Linked DNA regions of Mus musculus: region 2 is linked to region 1. A link is a loop called in an ENCODE intact Hi-C map of the cell type or tissue named here. Cell type or tissue: heart. All regions are shown on one strand.

Region 1 (8,000 bases):
GGCAGCCCGGATACAAAGAGGTTAGAGGAAAAGGCGGTATTTCTTACTTGCCTGCCTTCACTTCTAAATAGTGGGTGTGTGCGTCATCTGCTGCGGAAGAAGAGGAGGGGGAGGGGGAGGGGGAGGAGAATAGTAATGATGATGGCCGTGGTGGTGATAGGAGTGCCATCCTTTGCTGACATCAGAACCCAATTTCTTTGTCCTTCCAACATGATCCAAAGACTAGCACCTCCCCAGGAATCCATGCAGCCTGTAGCATGAGATTGGGACTGCTGAGGTGCCCAGCCTCATGCATGGAAGGACCAGAGGGTCTCAGCATCTCTAGTATACAAAAGCTGTTACTGGACCATTTGGCTTTTGTTTGTTTGTTTGTTTGTTTGTTTGTTTGTTTTATGTGAGGCAATCTAGTTAAACTCCTTTGCACAGATATTCATTCAATCAGTTCTGTTCCTCTAGCGAATATTAATACAGTGTGTATCTCAGGCACAGTCTGCCTACAGGTCATGATCCACCAGGCTGTAGAGATGGCATCAATCCCTGGTGGGTCTCAGTTCTCAGCCCTAAAGGGCTTCTGCTGGGCGGGCATCCTTGCTGCTGAAAGCTGGGAAGATCCAAGCGGGGGGAACTAAGCACACAACTCCTCTACACACACCTTTACCAACCAAGTGGGGAACAGCCAGTATAAAGCACAGTTCCAAGAAGGCCTGGCCAATGCTAGCGCCACTAGACGGGACCTGAGCAGGGTGTTCCTCCCTCCAAGCACAAGCATGGACCCGACCTGTGTCTTCATCACTAGACCCCAGACAGCATACAGGAGGATCCCAGGACATTCCCACACCAGAGTTTAGAACACGTGTGCCTTAGTATCCACCAGAGGTGGGAAAGACTGTGTGTGCCTCTGTAGGTCAGATTCCCTCAGTGTTTCCAGTGTGTGAAGACACACAGCAAGAGAACCAGAGGATGCACTGCCCCAGTCAGGTAACCTTTCTGAAGCAGAGGCCATGCCCTTTTCCATCTTTCTCCTATACTCACTTGTCCAGAGCAAGGGTTTCTCCTCGGGCTCAGCACCATGGGACCAGGATGGCATATCTTCCTAGCCCTCTGGACAGGGAGGACTGTGTCTATGTCACTGTCATTCCTAATAGTGTTCCACTGGGATTTATAAAAACAGAATCATCAAAAGCTTTCCTTATTTGACAAATGAATGATACTCATAGTTGTTCATTTCCAACACCTTCTCTGGCCTGCAAGGGTACCCATATGTGCATACCCCTCCCCAAACACACACACACACACACACACACACACACACACACACACACACTGTCATGTAAATATTTTTAAAAGAAAGGGAGGGAGAAAAGGTCACCTAGGGGTGGGAAGAGATGATGGCTGTATAGTTATATATAGAGAGAGATGAGCCTGCCTGGCATCTGCTAATGGGCTTTGTGCTGCATTTGATTTTGACGCCTCAACCATCCTCAGCACAGCCCCTCCAACTTCTTCAGAATCCTACATCCCTTCACCTCCTCACACCAAAACTAAGAGTTCTCACAAACACCAAGTCCCGTGCCAAGTCTCCCTTGCTCCACTCTGCTCCCTTTGAACAGAGCTGAAGGGCCTCCCTGTCCTGAGACGAGATGTCAGCCAGAAACTTAAGTTGCTATGCCATCATGTGGCTGACAGAAGGACAGCAGGCTTGGTACAGGGCTGAAGAGGGGAGACAATAAGGCATCCAGCCAGACATTCTAAAGTCCATCAGAGACATGGGCAACACCTAAAGGGCTCCATTCTGGGTGTTAATTGGACTTGAAAAGCCCTGGACTTAGACATGGAACACAGACATTCAAGGGGGGCTGGTCTTCAATCTCTGGGTGCTTTGTTCTGTAAAACTGTGTGATTAGAAGCCACCCTCCCTCACGTATGCCCAGCACATCCTTCCTCAAAGGGCACCCTCTACCCACCCAGAGCCCTGTTCCATTTTATGAAGAGCACCAGGAGGAAAGGGTGGGGTCTCCTGAGAGCCCCACCTTGGAGCCTGAAGGTCATGGGGTCAGGTTTTCTCTAAAGTCGAACCCAAGTTCCTACTCCAGTAAAGGACTGTGGGAAACAGTCATGAGCCATGCCTCTTGATCAGATGACCCGAGATCAAGTCTTAAGCTTCTGCACTCCCTTGCTCTGGGTCTCATCATCCTTTCTGGGAAATGGGAGAGCCAGAAGTCATAATCCCAGCCTGTGCTCAAAGGCACCAGAAGCAGAGGGCCTCACACGTGCGGAAGCACAATGGGGACATTAGGGTCAGCGGGAATGGGACAGGGCACCTGTTGTGACTGTTTCAATGACAGATGTGATTCACATGGAGCAGTTGTTCAAAGTCAGGGCCCTCAAACCCAGAGCAGGAGATAGAAGAAGGAGCGTGCCTGAGTTAGGGGGAGCAGGACACCTCACGACCACCTTCAGGCTGGAGGAGGAGAGCCTTGTAGAGTGTGACCATCCCTAAAGGCAGTGGCCAGCCAGTTACAATTCAACACCGGGTTCCAGGGACCATCAGCTCTGAGCTGATCAAAGCTCTACCTTCAAATACATACGTTCTTTCTACCATAAAAAAAAAAGTATGTTCTAGGCAGGGTTGACACTTCCCCTTCAGGAAATGTCCCCAAAGCCCTAGCATCTACCATAACTCATCCCCAAAGCACCATTTCAAAAGGAAAAGAGACGGTAATGGGAGAGCTGGTTCCAAAGGCTGGAGGATTACTAGGGGTAGAAGAGTACAGGCAGGAATGCGGCTGTGGGGAGGGCGGGGACCAGAGATGGAAGAGAGGATGCAAAGGAGATCCCATCCAAACTGAGCATGTGTGAAAATGCCTCACGGAAGTGTGCTACTTTGTATCCTACTTTTACAAATAAATTGGGAAAAACAAACACCAAGGTTCTGAACTCAGGTCCCTGCAAAGTAGGGATGCCACAGTCCAGGTTCTTTCCAGCAAGTCTTGAGAGCTACTTCCTGAGGAATCCTGCGTCCCAGGCTGCTACCCAAATCCTCCTGAGATGCCAGGACCTATCCTGTAGGTCCGGGTATCATAGCTTCCTCAGAGAGCACGCACAGTTGGTGGCGTCTGCCCTCTAGTGGAGTATCAGGGAAAGACAGTCCGGAGTGGGCAAAGAGAAGCACCAAACAACGCAGTCTGTGTGGGGTTTCCTTCCAGTTTCCTCTTCTCCTTCCCTTCCCTCGACCCCACACTTCACCCCCGGGCTGTAGGGCCCCTACACAAGGCTACTTCCACGTTGGCTGGTGGTTCAGGCTCGGGAGCTTTGGGCAATGCAGGCCAGGAAATGACCTTGGATGCGTAACAAATTGCAGAAACCCTGGAAATTTTTCTGAGCAGCAGCTCTTTCCAACCTCCAAGAAAAACAATACAGTCTGATGCCTGGGAAGCCTTTCTCCCTTGATGTGTTCCACACGTGGTTCTCCTAGATCCTGGAATTTCCGAGGCTGGGCAGCAAAGTCAGGCAGAGCTTGTTCCAAAAGGATGTCTGAAAACCAAAACAAATAGTGTCTTTTTAAAAGTGTCTCATTTCATCTGCAGAATGCTTGGTCCTTTTAAAATATAAAATCCCTTTTTATTAGTCTCTTTTTAAAAAAATCCATTCTGTGATACATGCAGTGGATTCCAGAAATCACTCGAGAAGATGTGTGTGATCAAGACGGGCTCACACTTGCATGTAGAAGGTGTAGGTTAAGACAGAATTTTTGGAGCCAAAGAGCTAGGTGAGAATCTGAGTTGGATTCAACATCCACTAAAGGGCCAGGCACATCAGCTGCTCAACTGTAATCCCAGCTACGGCAGAAGGCGCTCTAAATCTAGCGGGTCAGTCAGTGTAGCTGAGTCTGTGAGCTCTGGGTTCACTGGGAGGCCCTGTCCCTAAAACTGGGGAGCAGAAACTAAAGGAAGGCCCCAACATCGACCCCTGGTCTCCACATGCACCATGCATGGGCACACACACAAACGAATACACACGCATACACGGGACGGGGTGGAATTTTTTTAAGCAGCATGTGAGGGTTCTTATAAATTGTTTTTAACATGCCTGTTGCAAGTAACTGATCTGGCCTTTTGAATACTGATACAACACAGTAACTTCAATTACAATATTTAAATGTAATTAATAAGAATGCTGGTTCAAATGTCAAAAACCACAAAGAGTACTAGCCCTTAGTTACTAGCACCTAGTGACTAGTTACCCTCTATTTGGTTCATCTGAACGTTAAACCCTGCAATAGACACTGTATACACATAGTCTCATTTAACTCTAAGGACAAACCAGGAATTGTTATTATCATCATCATCATCACTACTAATTACCTTTACTGTTAATCTGATACCCACAGAGTGGCTCAGCTGGGATTCATTGGGGTATGCTGGTCAAATAGGGCTCTAACTCTCCATGCTGCTCTCTTGCCTTCTAGCCAAGTGAGGAGCATACTGGTAAGACTAACCCATTTCTAAAGTACCCCACACCCAATGATGCTGAACAAATAAGGCAAATTGTCATAACAAATAAAATTACTGATCTGAAAGAACCAATTAGAGCAAATATTTAAAAGGAAAGGGATGTGGTGCAAAAAGGGTCACCCAAAGACAGCCTTTGGGAAAGATACCTGGGTCTGGACAAATGTGCACATGAACGTGTGTGTGTGTGTGTGTGTGTGTGTGTGTGTGTGTGTGTAGGTAGGGGGCAGAGATAGATATTTTCCCCTGTTGCATCCACCTCATTTTTGAGAAAGAACCTCTCAGTGGATCTGCAGCTCACCTGATCTCTCCAATCAGCTAGCCAGTGAACCCCCAGGGTCCACTTGTCTCTGCCCCTCCAGACTCCAGGTGCCACAGCTGACTATTTACACAAGGTCTGGGGATTTGAGCACAGGTCCTCATGCAGCAAGCACGTCACCCACTGAGCCATTTCCCATAATCCTACATATGGGATCCCGAAGATCAAACTCAAATTGTGAATAAAATAGTGGCAAGCATTCCCAAGAAGACACAGCACAGTTCTACTTAAAGCACGTTTGACGCACAGACTGGAAAATAAAGATAGATAAATAGATGGTTTCTTTTTTTTTAATTTTTTTTATTAGATACTTTCTTCATTTACATTTCAAATGCTATCCCGAAATTCCTCTATACCCTCTCCCCCCCACCCCCCCCCCGCCCTGCTCCCCTACCCACTCACTCCGACTTCTTAGCTCTGGCATTCCCCTGTACTGGGGTATATAAAGTTTGCAAGACCAAGGGGCCTCTCTTCCCAATGATGGCCAACTACGCCATCTTCTGCTACATATGCAGCTAGAAACACAAGCTCTGGGGGTACTGATTAGTTCATATTGTTGTTCCACCTATAGGATTGCAGACCCCTTCAGCTCCTTGGGTACTTTGTCTAGCTCCTCCATTGGGGGCCCTGTGTCCCATCCAATAGATGACTATGAGCATCCACTTCTGTATTTGCCAGGCACTGGCATAGCCTCACAAGAGAAAGCTATATCAGGGTCGTGTCATCAATGTCTTTCTGGCATATGCAATAGTGTCTGGGTTTGGTGGTTGTATATGGGATGGATCCCCGGGTGGGGCAGTCCTGGAAAGAACCCAGATGCCCCTCAAAGAGGAATGGATACAGAAAATGTGGTACATTTACACAATAGAGTACTACTCAGCTATTAAAAACAATGAATTCATGAAATTCTTAGGCAAATGGATGGATCTGGAGGGTATCATCCTGAGTGAGGTAGCCCAGTCCCAAAAGAACACACATGGTATGCACTCACTGATAAGTGGATATTAGCCCAGAAACTTAGAATATCCAAGATACAATTTGCAAAACACATGAGACACAAGAAGAAGGAAGACCAAAGTGTGGATACTTCGCTCCTTCTTAGAATGGTGAACAAAATACCCATGGAAGGAGTTACAGAGACAAAGTTCGGAGCTAAGATGGAAGGAAAGACCATCCAAATAGATGGTTTCTTAGAAGAAGAAGAAAAAAAAAGGATGACTTCAGGAAGGGGAGGTGGTGGTGGCGAGATGGCTCAGTGATTAAGAGCACTAGCTACTCAGGCAGAGGACCCAGGTTCAGTTCTCAACACCCACGCGGCAGCTCACAACAATCTGCAGCTGCAGTCCCAGGGGATCCAGTATCTTCTTCTGGACTCTGCAGCATCAGGTCCACAAGTGGTGCACAGACGCACATGCAGACACAACACTCATACACATGAGATAAGTAAGTCTTTACAAGAAACAAACTGCCAGGCAGTGGTGGCGCACGCCTTTAATCCCAGCACTTGGGAGGCAGAGGCAGGTAGATCTCTGAGTTCGAGGCCAGCCTGGTCTACAGAGTGAGTTCCGGGACAGCCAGAGCTATACAGAGAAACCCTGTCTCGAAAACAAAAAAAAAAAAACAAAAAAAAAAAAACAAAAAAAAAAAAGAAAGAAAGAAAAAGAAAGAAACAGACTGCTTTGGGTCCTCCTCAGCAATGCATTGGCACTTACCAAGACACAGTAAATAATGTAAAAATAACTTCAAATGATTAATTAATCCCACACTTCACCTTTTCCTAAGATTAAATGCCTTCAGTGCCAAGGCCTGGTGTTGGGTCGAAGAGAGAATTTAGTTAGCATTTATAAACTGTCGGTGAGGATAATTTTCAAGAAACACACGATTACTTTAGCTCAAGAAACCAACTCAGCATTTATAAAAGGCAACTGAGTCCATCAGCACACCTGTCCATTTCTCTTTCTGCATTAATAAGACTGTCCCTCATAGTTTAACTGTAAAGTGTGCAGTTCAAGTGTGTGATTCATAATTATGCACATATCAATAGGGAATATGTGAACCAGTGTATAATTTTGCTGCAAGAAGCCTAAATAAAGAGAAAGTTATCTCCCAGCTTCCAAGAACTATCAAAATTACATCTGAGGATCCTGCTTATGACCATCTCCCTTTACCAACTGTCCCAGGTGAACCGTGACCAGGCACTTCTGGCTGCAGATTTGATCACTGAAAAGATTTACCAAAAGTGCAGGTTAGTTTCATGTCAATTTGACACAAGCTTGAGTCACTGGAGAGAAAGGAGCCTCAATTGAGCAAGCCATGGGGAGCAAGCCATGAGGAGCAAGTCATGAGGAGCAAGTCATGGGGAGCAAGCCATGGGGAGCAAGTCATGAGGAGCAAGTCATGGGGAGCAAGCCATGGGGAGCAAGCCATGGGGAGCAAGCCATGAGGAGCAAGCCAGCAAGCACCCCTCCACGGCCTCTGCATCAGTTCCTGCCTCCAGGTCCCTGCCCTATTTGAGTTCCTGCCCTGACTTCCTTCAATAATGAGCAGTGATGTGGACACTTAAGCCAGATAAACCCTTTCCTCCCCGGGTTGCTTTGGTCATGGTGTTTCATTACAGCAATGCTAGCCCTAACTGGGACACCAAGACACAAATCTCTAAGATCAACACAACATGGACATTTTAGTCATGGATCAGATGAGTGGATGCCCAGAGGGGCAATGAGAGTTTTCAGAGCCTGCCAGTCTCAGCAAGACTGTGTACTGTGAGATGAGAGGCAAGGACAGGCCTGAGACCCCCCCCCCTACCCAGGTCTGTCTGCCCAGAGCAGGCTCCATGGGGCACTCACCTGGTGGGATAACAGTGATGCTTCTCTAATCCCAGTGACAAACCAACTGCCACATCCTGCACAGCCAAGCAGTAACAGCATTCTGCCTACCCCAACCCACCACAGCCCAGGCTTGTCAGCGGTCAGCTCTGAGTCCTTCCCCTTCAGGGGCCAAGGTAAGGCAAGGAAGCAGATTGGAAAAGGATCAGGGGATTCTTTAATTAGGGCTTAAGATGAGTGGCATCCCATTAAGAATTAGGGAGATGGAGATAGAAGGAAAATGTTATTACCGACAGGTCCTGGGGCCACACATCTGCAAGATAGAGAAAGGAAAGAAAAATCTGG
Region 2 (8,000 bases), 710 kb before region 1:
ACCATTCTAGAGTCCTTGGTAATTCTCCCTTTAATGCATTCTATTTATGTTATGTAAAGAGAGATGATGGGGGAAAGGCTGGCACAAGCAGCACCTCACCAGGTAAGCTGATTCAATACTGATGAACCAAGCCCGCTCAAGACCGCCCATCAGTTACTCATCTTCAAGACAGCTCCTCTGACTCTCAGATCCATACATTTTCTGGGACCCAGGTTTCCCTGGTGGAAACTCAATAGTTAAGACACCATGAGCCGTAGCACCCAATACCAACCAAGATTTTGAACAAGAAGGCTGGGGAGAGTCTTTGCAGCAGAAAGCAATGTTTCTGGGTGATAATAGGTGACCCACCATTTTCAGATGTATCAAGCCCTGTTTGTTTCTAAGAATAGAACAAAATCTACGGGCCTCAATTAACTAAACCTTACCTCATAAATTAAAGGTAGCCATGAAATAAAGCCTCCCTCATGGCCCTACACTCTGAAGTGTTTCTTCAAATGGAAAAAGAATGATGCTGGTGGAGCTGTAAGTGCCTGCCTAGCATCAGAAGCTTTGAGTTTGCTTTCTAGTCCTACATAAACATGGTGTATCGCATGGCGGCAAAGACTTATAACCTTAGGATTTAGAAGACAGAAGCAGGAAGGTCAGAAGTTTGAGATCCTACTAGGCTCCATGAGACTCTGTCGTAGAAAGAGAAATAAAGGAGGGAGAAGGATAGAAGGAGGGAGCGAGGTGGAAGGGAGGGGGGGAGGGAGAGAGAGAGAGAGAGAGAGAGAGAGAGAGAGAGAGAGAGAGAGAACGAACCATAAGGTAGTATTGGGACCAGAGAATCCATTGTATCTGTGCCTCTGAGGGGTGTGTTGTTGTCCTGGATAGGAACGGCCTTGACTATGTCAGCTCTGACATAAAACACATGTTGAGATATGGACATAATAATGGTCCTGCCTCTGGCACTGTGGGAGGGAGATCAGTCTGGACAAGAGGTCTTTCTTTGGGCATATTAGTGATGCATGAGATCTCACTTCTCAATGTCAGAAGAAATATGTCTTCCTTGGGCGTAAGCTTAGCACCAGACAAAGCCAACTCAAGAGAAGGCATGAAAAGTTTCTAAACTGGGAAGCAAAAAAAAAAAAAAAAAAAAAAAAAGAAAAAAGAAAAAAAAAAAAAAGCAGGGGAGGAGGAAAGGAGAGAAAAAGAGAGGAACTCTGACCCTGGTCAGGAGAAGATCTTTGGAAGAATCCTGGGGCTATTGAATAGCAGACACAGCTCATATGGAAACCCCTGGGGAAAAATCTCCCATGTCATGCTTGAGAGCATCATCATTAGCTCTGAAGGGGAAAAATTCACCACTTGATTCAATAATATTAATTCACCCATCACCAGCAGCAACTTGACAAAGAGAAGGATGAGTTTGGAGACATCAGCTGCAGAGAGTCACTGGGCCCAGAGACTGGATTCAGTCACCTCCCAACTGCATTGCCTTCTCTTCTCCAGAAACCTGGTAAAGCAACTCCCTGGCCTTTGGACGAAGCCAGAGCAGGAATGAATGGACCTGGTATGCATATGTATACGTCCCAAGTTCTGCATCCTGGAAAACAGAACTGATGGACAAATAATACTGTGGACCTCTCAGAACGATGCACCAGATGTGGATCCAGCTGCAAATGGTCATACTCCTCCTTCCTGACTGTTCTGGAAGAAACTCGTGCCAGAGAACACAAAACTCCCATGAGATGCTCAAAAGCCAAAGGACCGTCCTTACTCGTCACTGGGTTGTATAGAAGGGAAAACGAGCAGGTGGGGCAGGCAGAGGAGATGCACTAAAGATGTTTAGATGTCTGTTCTTGCCACTCTGAGGATAATTCTAGAGTATTCTGTCTGTTTGCTTTATTGTCTTTTTCAAATGGTCGAACGCTGGGACAGCTGCTTGGAACAGTGAGTTCTCCAAGGGGTTCCTTCTAAGCAGAAAGGCAGAAACAAAAAGAAGCCTCCATCTCCCACCCCAAGGCCAGCACCCCCTACAGTCTATGAGTCAGAAATAGGTCCTGGAAGAGCCAGCTCGGTGGACGCTCATGGCTCCTCTCTATTATCTCCCCCCAGGGACTAGAGAGATGGAGCCAGAGAACGGCCCAGCAGGAGTCTATGGGAGTGAAAAGTGAACTGAAAGCCCAGGATCCTGGGAGGTAAATGCAGTCTGGGAAGGGGGAAAATGTGTAGCTGTGGTATTCTAAAATCCATCATTTGGCCTAGGGGGCCTAGGCTTGGGCCTTGAAGGCCCATTAGATCTGCCTTCTTTTCAACACAGCCCATTTTACGGATAATGTTGAATCTCTTTGTCAAGAGAATGTGCCTGTGGCTTAGAACTAGCCCATGTCAAAGATTTGCTTGTGTGTGTATGTGTACATGTTCGTGTGTGTACATGTATGTGTGTGAGGCCAGAGGTCAGTACCTGGTAACCTTTCGATCACTTCTCCACCGTATTGTTTGGAGAAAGTTTTCTCTGTGAGTTGGAGCTCACTGATTCTGCCGTGGTTAGTATCTGGCCAATGAGCCCAAGGATCCTTCTGCCTCTGCTTCCTGGTGTGGGGATTCCAGGTGTGCTGGCTGGTATGGAACCCATGTTCTCCTGCTTCGGTGGTAAGTATTTTCCCTACGTAGCACCATCTCTGGAGCACCAAAGACTTGATTTTATAAAAGAACGTTCCAGCATGTAAGACAGTACAGTGAAGACTCGGCTTAAGGTTCTTTATTTTCTATGGGGAACAGTGAGAGGGCTGAGGGAGTTCATACGGAGGAGCCTGGGCGGTGTTGTCAGGGCCTCTAGCTCCCTCTAAATCAACCTCACTATCGCATGATCAATGCATTCCAAGGCAGAGCACCATTTATCCTTTTCCAAGCTCCAGAAAACCAAAAGAAAAAAAAATATCCCACATTGTTACATGAGAACAGTAACAGAATTATTAATTAAGTTAGCACCTGACATGTGGAACTCAGTACATATTTGTGGACATAAATAAATGGCCAAATCTGAGTACTTTGGCCAAATGGAAATTGAAGGAAATATAAAAAACACGAGGCAATAAAATTAGCCCCATCTGGCATGAATATAGACAAAGTCATGACACATGCAGGGATGTTAGCCCCAAGATAGCTGTGTGCAGAACATGGCACTCATGGAGCTGTGTGACACTGGGGAGGTATGTTAACCCCTCTGTGCCTTATCTATAAAGGAAAGGTCTTTTTGTTTTAAGTGTCTATTTGTGTAAACGAAGTGGTATAGTAACCTTACAATCAAACGGCAGCATTAACATTTCTAAAAACAATGTTTGTCAGGAAGTGCTGCACAATGTACCTGACTCTCAGGGCATCTCATTCCTGCCTGTAACAGGCCACTGTTTGTTGTTGTTGTTGTTCAATAAGCAAGATGCAAGACACACATGATATCAACAGGCCCTGGGAACAGGCGGGAGACAAATAGGAACCCCAGTGCCTCACCATCTTCTTCACTTATGCACATGTTTTAAAGGCACCTGATGATCTTTGCCTCTCATCTACAGCGACAGGTAATACTGATTGTCAACCTGAGAGGATTTAGGATGCCCTGGAAGACAGACTTCTGAGGGTGCCTGTGGACTAACCAGGGTAGAAAGATTCACCCTGAATGCAGACGGCATCATCCCCTGGCCTGGGGTTCTAGACTGAATGCAAATGATAGTGGATTGAGGAGCAGCCATCACTACTCTCTGTGTCTGGAAGAACAGATGTCTTGTGCTTCTGCCGCCATGACTCCCCAGTCATGGAGGACTGTGAGCCAAATAGAACCCCTCCTTACTTAAGTTGGTTTTCCCACGTATGCTGTCACAGAGATAGGGAAAGTAACTGGCCCCAGCTTGGCTAGTGACTGCCACCCAGCACTAATCAATGGATGAATAAATGTATGCATGGTGGAAGGGATGGACAGGGAACCAACACGCCATCTCTTCCTTACACCAGATCAATAGAAGCCATTGAATGTAGAGCAGCCTCAAAGCTGCTCATCGGGAACTGAAGTGGGTACGTGTTCCCATTCGGAGACAAATCTCAAGGCCTAGAGAGCAAGGAAACCCAGCTCGTTAAGAACTTACCAAATTGCCTTTCTCAAGAGTTTGCCATGACCAGCCTCCCAACTGGAGATGATCGCATATGAGGCTTAGAGACCAAAGCTTTGGCCACAGGGTGTGGGATGAGCAATTCCAGCTGCACAGATGTGATCCCCAGAGTGCCCAGAGTGACAGCCTGGAGTTTTCCATTACTGCAGATGGAGGGCAAAGCCATGTCTTCCTTCCTGATTTGTCCTGTCAGCTGGAGATCGGCCAGAGTATGTCTGCAAGCCCCGCCCCACACTCGCTAGACTTGGAAGCAGGCTGGGCAATCTGCAGTAGTCCTCCTCTGAGGTAACTAATCTTGGCAAAGATATGTTACTGTCCTTTTTATATGATGTTTATTTGGGGTGCTGAGACAGAGACCCACATGTGCCACAACGTGAGTGTGGAAAGAGTCAGTTATCTTTTTTCCACCTGTGGGTCCTAGGAATCCAATTACCAGGCTTGATGCCTCCCAAGGCATCTTGCCAGGCCCTACTGCTACCAGCAGCAGCAGCACGTGTTATTTTTAACCTACCTTATGTCCACATGGCCATGCAGCTCACTACTTTGTGGGTGGTAGTCTGTTTTGATTGAGTAAATAATTCTTGTGAACTTGCTACCGTCCAATCCTCTCCCAGGTCTTCACAAATATCTTCTCTCTGACCCCAGTTTGCTGATGTGGCAAGAAAGAGAGCATGTGGGAGGGCTTTCAAGTCAACCAAAGACTGTGTACTTTGGAGAACAAAGGGATATACTCTATTCTCTAGCATTTGGGGACAGAGGTAGGGATAGAGTAAGGTGGGTGGAACGGGAAAGGACACTCGATACTCACACGTTCACAGTGACCGCTGCAACAGGCTGCCATGGGAAGAACACGGCCCACCACAGGAAGAGCTTTCCTCAGATTCTACCTGAGTCATCTTAGGACCTCACCAAACGGCAGGTGTAGAGTACCATGTATAAATAGACAAAGAGACACAGCTGAGTACAGCTCGATACCTATAAATAGGTAAACCAGGGCCTCTGATTCAGGAACCATCTCTTACCCTTTGTTAATTGGAAAATAACCAGCTCTCACAGATCCTCCCACACAAGAGGAAAAGATGACTTAGCCCACGTCATAGCTCCTTGAATGAAACCCACGCCCACCCCATCCCCCAAGACGCTTCCTAAGAAGGTAGCTCACTTTCCCTCTTCATCCATCTCTCTGGCTTAACATCATCAACCATTAAGCTACCATTTAACCTGGAAGATAAAAACCTCACCCTGAAAATGCTCCTCTCCCTTTCCTCCTCATCACTTACAGCAATCCTGTCTCCCAATCCATCAGGGCCCCTTGTCAAAAGCCAGTGGATATTGCATGCTAATTTCACCCACAAATACCTGATCTGAATTCGAAGTAATTAGCAGATCGGGTAACCTGAGAGATGCTGATCTTTTTTTATAACCACAAAAAAGCTTGTCACGAAAGATATTTTAGTTCAAGAACATTTCCAATCAGGAAACTTCACATCATGTTCCAAAATACCATCCTATCTCGCATTGGTTCATCTAGGCTGTGTGCCCGATGGAGGTAGTGGTGTGTGTTCTTGGGACACTGCTGCATCTGAATGTGCCTGTGTGTGTGTGTGTGTGTGTGTGTTTGTGTGTGTGTGTGTGATGTGACTGACTGTAGAGACAACAAAGCACATACTGAGCACGGGCCACCAGCTTGGGCAGCCATCCATACAGAGGGATCAGCTACTCTTCATAAGGTTTAGTTTCCTACTGTGTTTGAGAAGTGCTTCTTTGATAAGGGATGTGTGAATCTACTGAGAATTTCCATTTTGGAAGAACCTGAAGATGGAGGCACTTAAATGATCTAAGGCACAATTAAAGGAGCTAGGGAAATGACTGCCTTAGTAAAATGTTTGCCATGCAAGCAAGAAGACCTAAGTTCAAGTCCCCAACACCCACATAAAACCTAAGTGTGGGGTCACACATCCAGTGCTGGGGAGATGAAGACAGAAGCATCCCTGGGGCTTGCTGGCTAACAAGCCTGGCCAAATTAGTGAGGGACACTGTCTTATAAAATAAGATGGGTAACAAGATGAAGAAAAGAGCTGACATCAATCTCTGGTCTCTACAGTCAGCCACATCACACACACACACACACACACAAACACACACACACACACACACACACACAAATTACTATACAATTTTAAAAATATAGTGCAATTAAATAGCTTCTAAGGTGAAGATGATTCACACTAGTCCCTTCTCCAATCACCAACTATGTAACCAAGGTTGCTATGTCTATAAAATTGTAATGCTAATTCATGTTCCTATCAAAAGGTTGTTGGAAAGAATAAATGATTGTATATGTATATGTATATGTATGCCCATCAATATCCCACCGAACCACTATGTCACCTACAGATATTACTAACCCAAGAACTGTCAAAAGTTAGCTCAAACAACAAACAGTAATTCAAACGCTATGCAAGCCTGCCTGTAGAGGCCCACTCTGACAAAGCTGTTTCTTGTTCATAGATTCTAGCTTGCCGAGTGTCCAGCATCAGGTGTTAGATGTAAGATGAGAAAGAAGACGACTGACAATGGTACAAGTGCATGTGCCATCCCACGCTTTCCCCATTGTCATCATTTTAACGATGAACTGTGCTCCACAAGGTAAAAATCATATTATTGAACTTTAAGATTCCATAAGTAAATTCCCTTTTCTCAGTATTTCTGAAAAAAAAAATGCAAAGCTCCCTTGGAAAGCAGCATTTTCTAGATGCAGTGTTTGGAAAGACGGTGGCTAAAGGGCCACAGCCAAAAATACGGTGGGACCCTGGTGCTTGCCCTGTTACTACTGCTCAGAACCCCAGAGATGTGGTGATGATACCCATGGTGCTGAGGAGAGAGACTGAGCACACGCCTTTGGAGGAAAAGATGGGGAATTCAGAGGGGGGCAAAGAGAACAGAGCTGACCTAAGCAAGGGCCTTCCATCCATCCCTCCACTCTCCACCTTAGTTTCTGAGACTTGGTCTCTCACTAAACTTGGCACTCACCGATTGACCAGAATGGCAGCTCAGTGAATTCTAAGGATCTGCCCATCTCTAGCACTGAGATCACAGGTACACACTGCCACATCTGGGTGACATGGTACCAAACTGGGTGATGAGGATCTGACTGGTTCTCACGCTTGCATAGTAAGCGAACCACCATACGGCCATCTCTCCACGTCCCTGCCCTGATGCTTCAATTAACAATGTTTAGGAATTAATAGGATTCTAGATCCTGCTTTCTATACCAGACGCCTCCTTTCATGGCAAAACATTCTGAGCGCCCTGAGGTTTTATGGTCTCGAGTTTAGTTATGAAGTAATGAAAGAGCTAACACCTCAAGGGGCCGCTCCAGACATTTTCCAAGGCCTCCTGTCTACAGCCCTTAGGATGTTTGCAACAGGTCTTCTTAATGCCCGCTACTTGCTACTTACAAAACCTGAAATACAGCCCCTGTCACTGGGGAATCTGGCAGAAGACAGAATTGATACATGCTTCCTTTAATAGGGTCAGAAGAGGTCTTCCCCTTTATGTGTCACACACTATGCTCAGCAGAGGAACTCTTCACACACAGGAACCCCACGGACATTGGATGATCAGTCAGTGAATAAATAAATCGGGGTCCATGGCTGCAAGTATCAGTGGAAACCAGCATTGCTAATAAATTCCATCCATGCCCCAGACACTACTGAAATTCTACCTGATATTTTCATTTAACTATCAGTTTATGTGCCTATCTATTTGTGTGCACATGTCTATGTCTCATGGGAGGCGATGGATGCAGAAATCAAAAGGGTAAAAGAAGCCAGAAATGTTAGTATATTAGTA

The links. A loop is a pair of places that touch in the nucleus more often than their neighbours do. Peaks named below come from ENCODE experiments on the same cell type or tissue, not always from the same donor. Only the 100,000 strongest peaks of a DNase experiment are listed, where the experiment ranks them.
Region 2: it touches region 1 in a loop (8-fold over the local background); 28 of 42 quality-filtered maps call a loop at or near these places.

What each region holds. Positions count from the first base shown.
Region 1 is chr9:68,010,386-68,018,385 of GRCm38, reverse strand. Gm20745 (predicted gene, 20745) reads left to right here. Exons shown (of 3, transcript NR_045745.1): 3 at 1-422. Among named protein-coding and RNA genes, the nearest start is that of Gm20745, 11 kb to the left of the region's middle. In heart, CTCF peaks have their summits at 1,685 and 3,127 (motif pointing left); DNase peaks (open chromatin) are centred at 1,615 and 3,225; H3K27me3 peaks cover 965 bases.
Region 2 is chr9:68,721,386-68,729,385 of GRCm38, reverse strand. All of the region lies in intron 1 of Rora (RAR-related orphan receptor alpha), which reads right to left. Among named protein-coding and RNA genes, the nearest start is that of 9530091C08Rik, 40 kb to the left of the region's middle. In heart, no CTCF peak of the experiment used is centred here; DNase peaks (open chromatin) are centred at 1,725, 2,025 and 4,305.